2 separate regions of the Homo sapiens genome follow, and region 2 is linked to region 1. A link is a loop called in an ENCODE intact Hi-C map of the cell type or tissue named here. Cell type or tissue: PC-3. All regions are shown on one strand. Each heading gives the region's core, and the rest is flanking DNA. Links, peaks and the distances in the headings are about the cores only. Region 1 overlaps CCNA1 (cyclin A1). Region 2 overlaps LOC124903158 (a long non-coding RNA gene).

Region 1 (5,385 bases), core at 155-5,154:
TACATTATAAACAAAATGTTAATGTGGTAGACAGAGCTGGCATTTGCGTAAATATAGCTCAGGTTCATAGAGCTGCCCACCTGCCCTGATTCAGCTGACATTCATGCCATCTGGCATGGCTCACCTTAATATGCAACAGTGTTTGATGCATTATGCTTGTTCACTGTGGCGGCACCACAGTTGTTCCCATTGTTCATGTTATAAGAATAGAGAAAAAGGAGAAGTGACTAAGAAATTTCCCCAAGAGTAAATGCATTATGTCATACGTAAAGGTTCTGTGGCTTGTAAGAGAATTTAGCAGCATCAGTTTCCAAAATCGTGTTTCTTAATAAGTGGATATAAAATGGAAACATTATAGGGGCCTTCTGGCTAAAAAGTTATTTATTTAAGGAGGGGAATTGTAGGAACTCAGTCACTGCATCAAGAGTTATGCTGACTACTTATAAAATCTCATGATGCTATAAATATGAAAGCCAATTTACAGTTTTCCCTTTATATGTGGTACCCATTTCATTTTGGAAGAGAGCTATAGGTTTTCTTTTTTCTACAATCTTGAGTTTCCTTTGATACATATGTGAGGTAGATTAAAATTTTAGGTAGCTCTTTCTCCAAATATCAAATGTAGACAAAGATAAGGGGGGAAAAATTACACTTTTGAAGACCTTTTTTTTTTGGAATTAAATTGCCGACATAGATTTTTCAGTTTAGAATGTATCTTACCTTCCCAGGCTGTTGGTTTGAGTCATGCAGGTTCACATTGCCTCTGTGGTCTTTGACGTGGCCTCTAACAAAAGATTTAAACGTTTTTTAGGGGATCACAAGAATCAGGTGTTATTCTGGATCAGAAAATGCCTTCCCTCCAGCTGGAAAGAAAGCACTCCCTGACTGTGGGGTCCAAGAGCCCCCCAAGCAAGGGTTTGACATCTACATGGATGAACTAGAGCAGGGGGACAGAGACAGCTGCTCGGTCAGAGAGGGGATGGCATTTGAGGATGTGTATGAAGTAGACACCGGCACACTCAAGTCAGACCTGCACTTCCTGCTGGATTTCAACACAGGTAACTGACTTGCCTATGGTTGATGGCTGATGGTACCCTGTATTTATAACTGCCTGCAGCATTCAATAGCTAGTAACTAGCAAGAGAAAAACAGCAAGTAATAACTGTATTCACAACTGCCTGTAGAGGGTTAGTGGATTGAACAAATGTTTAAATTAAATGAGTTATCTGACAGTGTTGAACTCTTGCAGTTTCCCCTATGCTGGTAGATTCATCTCTCCTCTCCCAGTCTGAAGATATATCCAGTCTTGGCACAGATGTGATAAATGTGACTGAATATGCTGAAGAAATTTATCAGTACCTTAGGGAAGCTGAAGTAAGTTTTCCCACCTTCTACTTCAATCTTCAGGACCCGAGCTCTTATTACTAAGATAAATTATAAACTCTTGGTCCATAACCACTAGTGAATGGCACTCTTATGCCAGCTAAACATAAGAATATCTATGAAAAATAATAGTTGTGATGGCAAGTCGCAATTGCTTGGACTATTTCTACATGATTCAAAGGGTTTATATGTTAAATATTTCACTCTTAGGAATAATTCATATTGCCATTCTCCCCTGCCCCCCCAACCCCAGGTTAATTTGCTAACCAATTACTTTACAGAACCAGAAATTTACACTTTCTTCCTTGTTATGATAAAGATTTATTTGGCTCTGATCAGAATCTTTCCAACCTTTGCTTGTGAGATTTTTAAATAGCAACTATATTGTGGAATGATCTTTCTGAAATTGCAACTACTAAATATCAAAACCTTTTCCCAATCAGATAAGGCACAGACCCAAAGCACACTACATGAAGAAGCAGCCAGACATCACGGAAGGCATGCGCACGATTCTGGTGGACTGGCTGGTGGAGGTTGGGGAAGAATATAAACTTCGAGCAGAGACCCTGTATCTGGCTGTCAACTTCCTGGACAGGTTCCTTTCATGTATGTCTGTTCTGAGAGGGAAACTGCAGCTCGTAGGAACAGCAGCTATGCTTTTGGCTTCGTAAGTGTTCTTTCAGCTTGCATAATATGAAACTATCACTTGTCAAAACATGGAATTTTTGTCCTCTATTTCTTATTGAAGAAATGCAATGCTTGATAATTAAAACTAGTCATGTGTCCTTTGATAAAAGATCATCCTCTTCACAGGATTGACTGAGAAACTGAAACTTACCACATGTTTACTCTTCAATCACCTGGTTATGATTTATAGCAACAAGTTCAGTGTCATGACTAAGGCAGCCATCATCTCAAATTCAGGATCTAATTTAACTATTTTGCAGTGTAGTCTTTTTGCTATTTCCTATCTATTAAGTCCTATTTAAAGACAGTGTGGTTACAAAAAGCTATCTTCATGATCTAGCAAATGACCCATAATAACAGGTTTATTTGGTTACAGTGAATAAACTACTTCAACTGGTTCCTGTTACTATCATTCATTCATGAAAGTACCTAATTGTGTGGGAAAAGAGAGCTGGGTTGTGGCTGAGCTACCTTTAAGTGACCTGTTGCTGAGTGGTAGTTTCTTTTCTGTTCTTCTGGTCTCAAACATTCTATTGTTAATGCAGAAAAACTTGCCAAAATTCCCCTAAAGAAAGTAGAAACAAAGGCAGAAGGAAAGAATTGATCATAGTGAAATTATATCATTATGTCTCTTGGCTATAAGCATCATTTGCTAATTCAGTGGACAAAGTTGAACAGCATCTTTTTAAAAACTAGAGGCCTGTGGAGTTTGTTTCTATCACTGTGTTGATCTTAACACTTTTTTCTATGAAGTGATTTGAGGTCTGTAGAATGTGTAGGAATTTACCTGTAGTGTCTGTCATTCAGAATCTTTCAGTGTATCACAGGCCCAAACCTAAAATTCTTGGTTGGAAATTGTTTCTGTTACTACTCCTAGCAGTAAATATAACCTATCCTTGTGATAATCATGTTCTTGGTCCAGAAACAAGCTCCTAGTACTTTCATAGCCCTGAGTCATTTAGTGGTATTTAAGTGGATATGTGGCTGCAAAGTAAGTCTGCAAGGGCCATGCGGAGAGGCGTGGCTTATGGTAGCACAGGAGTAGAGCCAAAGGTTCTAAGTTTTACTTCTGAAAACTCTTCCTTTCCCAGGAAATATGAAGAGATATATCCTCCTGAAGTAGACGAGTTTGTCTATATCACCGATGATACATACACAAAACGACAACTGTTAAAAATGGAACACTTGCTTCTGAAAGTTCTAGCTTTTGATCTGACAGTACCAACCACCAACCAGTTTCTCCTTCAGTACTTGAGGCGACAAGGAGTGTGCGTCAGGACTGAGAACCTGGCTAAGGTGTGTATGCCGCGTGATTTCTAGGAACTTCCAGTGCCAAGGAGCGTAAAAATCAACCTTTCCCAATCATCCTTCAGTTCTTTTTTCCTTTTCAGTTTTCTTCCCACAGGCCCAGAAAAACTGTTCCAGTGCTGAAAAAGAGCTAATTTTAAGAACCCAGCTTTTGGTTATAAGGCATTACTATTGACTATATTTGGCAGGCACGGGTTGTCTAATCACCCAACTATTTAAAAATTTAAGCTTGGAAACTGTTCTCTTATTGGATACAGACCACATACAAGCAAAACCTCCTAGGTTTATAGAGTGGGAACAAAGTAAATCTAGTTTAATAAGGTTTTAGTCTCATCCTAATATATTAAGTAATGAGCATTATTTGGTTGTTTGGAGTTACAGAACTTTAGTTGAAGGCATTGAAGTATTGCTTTGGTCAACTGGGTTTCCAGTGACCATAATCTAGGATATCTGGTATTTATGTGCTGTGCAAAGGGTAATAAGGATGTCCACATGTTTTACTATGTTTCTTCTAATATGAGATATTCCCACTGGTGCTGTCCTAGTCTCTGAACTGCCTGATAGATTAATAGCTTTAATATTTTTGTCTTTTGGCTAAAATCTCTGTTCCAATTCCAGCTGCCAGAGCAGTACCACTTTATCTCAGCATAAACCTAAACTATTAGCATAAGAAAAGTAACCTATCACCTATACTTTGAGTAGGCCAAATACTTTTGTATTGACATTTTACCAAAACATAAATGTTACTGTTGTTATAGACAGGCATACCAATTACTAACCCAGTAAGTAATTTTGAGCATCTATTTTTGTAGATGCCGACTGAACAAAGATAAGATACCATTTATTTCCTTGCCATTTCCAGGCTTACTTGTGACCTTAGTCACATTTCTAATTCCAATGTGTTTTCTTCTCTTGTGCTTAGTACGTAGCAGAGCTGAGTCTACTTGAAGCAGATCCATTCTTGAAATATCTTCCTTCACTGATAGCTGCAGCAGCTTTTTGCCTGGCAAACTATACTGTGAACAAGCACTTTTGGGTAAGATTCTAACTTCTTTCTAGATGAAATTCAAGGTCTATCTAGAATGGGCTTGCCTCTTATGAGGGCAAGTTAGTTTAATAAGGATCTGGTCAACTTGACAGCAGACCACAACATGCCACTGAGTCTTCCAGGTCAGTCATGATGGCTTTGACTCAATGGCTTCACTCTATGAGGACTGAGATTGCAGGAAGTCAAGGAGACAGCATCACATGCTCCTTCAACAGAAGCAGGCCTGGGAACCTCAGTGCCCACTGTTATTCAGGGAGGGCCCTTGAGGTACAATCATTGACTGCTTCAAGCAAAAGTTGTTGACTTTTACCTTCTATATTAAAAACAAAAACCTAGGTCCAATTAGGATGGCCAGAAGATTGCACCTCAGGCTTTCAAGACAACAGGGCAGTAAAGTGTTGCCTCTTGCCCAAGAAGGTGGCAACATCAGAAATGGACCCCTAGGTTTGGTTCTGAAGGCTCACTGTTGTACTAAAAGAAGTGGGGTGTCTACCCTTATTTTCATGAATGCTTATGTTTTTTTCTGCTGCATTTTCTTTTTTTAAAAATTTTCTTTTACTTTTTTTTAAGTAATTCTTATTCCAGCACTGCAGTGTTTTGACTAAAAATTTTTCATGTTGTGTACAAATAGAATGGTCAGGCAAGCAGGGCTCTATAAGGACCAGTAAAAATTTCACTCATGAGGGAACAAGGAAAAAGTGATCCAGCCCCAAATTGAGCATTATAAATTTATAATATGAGAAAATTTAGAGCCTTGGCTGTTCTTTCTGATATTTTACATCTAAAATCTCTGAAGGGGGTTCTGGTCTCTTTCGAGATGAATGTGAATATTTACTAAGGGACTAATTCCCTTTATTTCAAATTGGTTATCTTCGGATATCTAATATAAAGTTATGTGAAGCAATTTTTTTCTTTTGTCTTGATTAGCCAGAAACCCTTGCTGCATTTACAGGGTATTC
Region 2 (5,385 bases), core at 210-5,209, 380 kb after region 1:
GCACTTTTTCATCTCACTGTTTCCCACTTAAAGAGACTACTCCTGGCAGGGCGCTGTGGCTCACGCCTGTAATCACTCCAGGACTTTGGGAGGCTGAGGTGAGTGGATCATGAGGTCAAGAGATCGAGCCCATCCTGGCCAACACAGTGAAACTCCGTGTCTACTAAAAATACAAAGATTAGTTGGGCATGGTGGCGTGCACCAGCTACTCAGGAGGCTGAAGCAGGAGAATCGCTTGAACCCAGGAGGCAGAGGTTGCAGTGAGCCGAGATCGCGCCACTGCACTCCAGCCTGGTGAGAGAGTGATATTCCGTCTCAAAAAAAAAGAGAGAGAGAGAGAAAGACTACTCCTTTGGTAATTGATAAGCACCATTTTCAAAAACACAAAAGAAGGAATGTGCATGGCTATAGGGAAATAGGAGGATTAGTAAGGAAATAAATAGAGGAGATGAGGAAGCCCATGCAGAATTTACACAATGCCTTGTCTTTCCAGTAAGTCTTTAAAGAGTAAACGGATGGAATCTAAATGAAATAATGGCAATAGTAATAATGCTAAAATTTTGCTTTGACAATAATCTGAGTTCCTACCACTTAAAAAATACCATATGTGCAAAATCTTACTGGTTGATGACAAATACACTATGTTTACGAATTCCTGAGCTAGGATATCTGTTTGTACATCTAAGTATACTAGATTACTTCTTAGTATGTTATAGATAATTCAGTGATTCTCAACCCTGATTGCATATTAGAATTACCTGGAGAGCTTTTTAATAATATGGATGCCTTGGCCCCTCGCCAGACCAATTGAATCAAAATCCCAAGTGACAGGCGCATAAAAGGTCATTACAGTATATTACATTCTAAACTTAGGAAAGAGCTTACAGATCATTTAGACCAACTTCATCATTAAGGAGGTTCAGGAAAGGCCACCCCAAGTTACCTTGTTATACTGACTACTTTGAAGTGAGAGCACTTGGGAGGCATTGGGTGCAGACAGAGGCATTCTCAGAACATCTCTTATCTCCCTAAAGACAGATCCTCCAGAAGGAACTCCAATCCCATCACTGGGGGATTTATCAACTAGGAAGATTAACTCTTATCACAGGAGAGGAAGACTAGAAGTCAGTACCATACCCAGACAACATTTGTAACAAACTGTCATCTATTCTTCTAAGAGCCCATTCATTTTTCCCAGAAATTATTTACTCTCCCCTGAGTTACCTACATCCCCACTTCGCTCTGCCCTGTGAAGAAGGTATATAAGCTTCTAGATCTCACTGGATTTGGGGGTATTCACTTTTCTGTTATGCGCCTGTGCAAGTAACAAATGTGTATACCTTTTCTCCTGTTTATCTGCCTGCGGTCAGCTTATTTCCTAGACTGTTTATCAAACCCTCAGAGGGTATAGGGGAAGTCTTAAGCTCAGAGATTCCTGGCCCCTGCCTGATCAGTTTCACTGACACTTAGGAACAAAGCCAGGCTTAGAACCCGAAAGTCCTGCATTCACTCAAGCTCCTTCCCTTAACCTGACTCTTTTGTTAATAGTCATTCAGAAAATACTTTTGAGACCTATTGTGTGCTAAGCACTAGATAATAAAATCTATTGCCATTATTTGTGATAGCCAAAACCATAAAACAATCCAAATGTCCATGGTCTGGTAGATGGATAAACAATACAATGAAATAATATTCAGCAATAAAAAGGAACAAACTACTGATATAAGAAACAAAGTAAATGAATTTCAAAAACATTATGCTAAATAAAAGAAGCCAGGTGCAAAAGACCATATATTACATGATTACACTGATATGAAACTGTTACAGTAGGTACTTAGTCAGACGTGAACAAGGCAGGAGAGTGTCCCCCTTAGGAGGGCAACCATCAGAAGATCATGGTCAGGCAGTGGTTAAACTGCTTCTCTAAAGTAATAATTTGTCGCAGCCCGCGCCAGGGAAAGGCAGTCTCCCTATAGATAGAAACACCTAAAATTGGTGATCAGCAGCTTCCCAATAAGATCTCAGGAGTTGGCCAAGTGGCTCAAGCATGCACACTAAGAGACAAAATGGCAGAGTTTAAGTGGTATATGACCTTCCTCTAGAAACACTCAACTGGTAAGGGAAGAATGCCTCAAGTGAACATGTGCACAGTTTTGGTAAACACACTGCACATGCGGCCCCTACCAAGCGCTGGCAGGCCACTGTGCATGCGGACAGCCCACCCCAAGGGAAGAATCAGGGGAGAAGGGACACAACTCCCTGGAAGCATGCCAACAGATAAAACCCCAAGTCAAAGTCAAACCACGCACTAGATCTCTCAAGTCACCCGCTTGGCCTTCTTCCAAGTGTACTTCACTTCCTTTCTTTCCTGCTCTAAGGCATTTAAATGAACTTTCACTCCCGCTCAAAAACTTGGCTCAGTCTCTCACTCTGCCTTAGGCCCCTCGGTCAAATTCTTTCTTGTAAGGAGGTAAGAATTGAGGTCACTGCAGACCGGTACGGATTCATTGCTCCTAACAAAATGTCTAGAAAAGGCAAATCTATGGAGACAAAGATTAGTGGATTCCTGGGGCTGGAAGTAGGAGCAGGGATTGACTGAGAATGGATAATAAGGGTCTTTTGTGGAGAGATGGAAATGTTCTAAAACCTTTTTGTAAAAATGATTGCAACTCTACAAATTTACTAAAAATCTTTAAATTGTATACTTACAATAAGTGGACTTTATGGTGTGTAAATTTGTCTTAGTTCATCTTCTGTCACTGTAATAGAATACCACACACTGGGTAATTTACAAAGAACAGAAGTTTATGTGGCTCACAGTTCAAGTGGCTGAAAAGTCCAAGAGCACAGCTCTGGCATCTGATCAGGGTAATACCAAAGTTGAAGGGCAGAGGGCAGAAGCAAGCATAGACAGAGTATATGACACTGAATTTATCTGTTTATCAGGAGCCCACTCCTGTGATAACTAAGCCATAACGGCATTAATCCATTCATGAGGGCTAACCACCTCTTAAAGGCCCCACTTACTAATACTGTTAACAATGGCAATTGTTTCCAACACATTAACTTTTGAGGGACATGTTCAAACCGCAGCAAAATCATACCTCAAAAAAAAGTAGGTTTATTTTTTAAGCTTACTGCCACTTATTGAACACCATAACAGGTATTTGTACTAAGATTTAAATAATACTGCTCCGAGTAATATGCTGGTAAAAAAAATTTTTAACCAGTTAACTGATGGCTGGAAATGAAACAAAACTTTTCTCCCACCTGCTTAGGTTTCTTGCCTGGGAGCTTGTAAATTAAACTCACAAAAGATAGATTAGTAAAAGAAAAGGGTTTATTTACAAGAACTACATGTACATAGGAGGGCTCAGAGATGAGTTACTGAAATGGATGGTTAGAATTTGAGGCTTATATACCTAAATTAGTAAGGAAAGGGAAGACGGAGTAAATGTTCCTATGGGATGAACAAATAGGTTCCTTTAGGAAAAACAAATGTGGTTTTAGGAGAACAAATGAGCAATAAGGCATTTTGTGATAATATATGTTTATGTAGGTTTTCTGAACTCATGGTCATGGGGTATTTATGGTAGATTTACTCTTGGTCTCTCTCCTGGTAGTAGCTTTCCTCAAGAGGGAATTTATGATGGTCTTCATTTATCAGAAGTTTCAGCTTCTAGTCAGATAAAGGAAGCTCTGAGAAGGCTTCTTTCTGTATCAATTGAATCTCAAGTGTCTTCAGCTTAAAATAATCTTTATGCCAATTCTGGGGTTCTGGGTGTGTCACTACCTGAGATAAAGAATATTAGCACGTGATTCACAAACATTGATAAAATATACAATACTCAATACTGTAAATTCTATACATCCATAACTTCAAGGTGACTTGACTTCTTATGAAAATCACTATCAGTTTTTATGAATTCACCAACAACAGTGTCCCAAATTCAAAATAAGAATAAATGCAGCCAGACGAGGTGGCTCACGCCTGTAATCCCAGCACTTTGGGAGGCTGAAGTGGGCAGATCGCTTGAGGTCAGGAGTTCGAGACCAGCCTGGCCAACACGGTGAAACCCCGTCTCTACTAAAAATTCAAAAATTAGCCGGGCGTGGTGGCGGGTGCCTGTAATCCCAGCTACTCAGGAGGCTGAGGCAGGAGAATCACTTGAACCCAGGAGGCAGAGGTTGCAGTCAGCCAAGACCATGTCACTGCATTCCAGCCTGGGCAACAAGAGTGAAACTCTGTCTCCAAAAAAAAAAAAAAAAAGAATAAATGCTTGACTATTCACAATAGCAAAGACATGGAAGCAACCTAAATGCCCATCAATGGTAGACTAAATAAAGAAAATATGATACATATACACCATGAAATACTATGCAGCCACAAAAAGGAATGATACCATGTCCTTCACAGCGACATGGATGGAGTTGGAAGCCATTAACCTCAGCAAACTAACACAGAAACAGAAAACCAAACGCCACATCTTCTCACTGATAAGTGAGAGCTGAACGATAAAAACACATGGACACAATGGGGAACAACACACACTGGGGCCTGTTAAAGGTGGGTGTGGGGGAGGGAGAGCATCAGGAAGAATAGCTGATGAATGCTGGGCTTAATACCTAGGTGATGGGATGATCTGTGCAGTGAACTACTATGGCACGTGTTTATCTATCTACCAAACCTGCACATCCTGCACATGTATCCCTGAGCTTAAAATAAAAGTCGAAGAAAAAAAGTAACATTATTTATGAATAAAGTTATATTTTTTCATTTAAAAAAAGGAATAAATGCTTGGTTTCTGTCCAATTCAGTAAAGAAGTAAAGTGTACTTTTTGTTCTTTTTCTTTTTTTTGATGATGGCAAGGACATAAAGTTTTGACATGAATGTTGATAGACATTTTTGTTTATATTGAGAAAAAACAAAAGTGAAACAATGAAGATGTATATAAGGTCTTCACTTGTTCAATGATGTGATGTAAGCAGTTTCTTTGCTGAATTGCATGATAGTTTTCAAATACTGAAAGAATATTTTCTCAGTTGGGGGGGTTGGATATTCACAATGTGAGAGCTGCAGATAGAATACATTTTCAGTTTAATCTTTTTCTTTTTCTTTTTTTCTTTTTTGATGGAGTCTCACTCTGTTGCCCAGGCTGGAGTGCAGTGGCACAGTCTTGGCTTACTGCAATCTCTTCCTCCTGGGTTCGAGCGATTCTCATGCCTCAGCCTCCTGAGTAGCTGGGATTATAGGTGTGGACCACCACACCTGGCTGATTTTTGTATTTTTAGTAGAGACGGGGTTTCATCATGTTGGTCAGGCTGGTCTCGAACTCGTGACCTCGTGATCCACCTGCCTGAGCCTCCCAAAGCGCTGGGATTAC

The links. Peaks named below come from ENCODE experiments on the same cell type or tissue, not always from the same donor. Only the 100,000 strongest peaks of a DNase experiment are listed, where the experiment ranks them.
Region 2: it touches region 1 in a loop (3-fold over the local background); 5 of 110 quality-filtered maps call a loop at or near these places.

What each region holds. Positions count from the first base shown.
Region 1 is chr13:36,436,818-36,442,202 of GRCh38, forward strand. CCNA1 (cyclin A1) reads left to right here. Exons shown (of 9, transcript NM_001413923.1): 3 at 812-1,058; 4 at 1,250-1,374; 5 at 1,827-2,050; 6 at 3,162-3,366; 7 at 4,301-4,414; 8 at 5,354-5,385. Among named protein-coding and RNA genes, the nearest start is that of CCNA1, 7.0 kb to the left of the region's middle. RefSeq lists an enhancer at 672-1,871. In PC-3, for the core only: no CTCF peak of the experiment used is centred there; a DNase peak (open chromatin) is centred at 2,364; H3K4me3 peaks cover 1,219 bases; H3K27ac peaks cover 2,387 bases.
Region 2 is chr13:36,812,349-36,817,733 of GRCh38, forward strand. LOC124903158 (a long non-coding RNA gene) reads right to left here. Exons shown (of 2, transcript XR_007063760.1): 2 at 3,323-3,793. Among named protein-coding and RNA genes, the nearest start is that of RFXAP, 4.2 kb to the right of the region's middle. In PC-3, for the core only: a CTCF peak has its summit at 2,899; no DNase peak of the experiment used is centred there.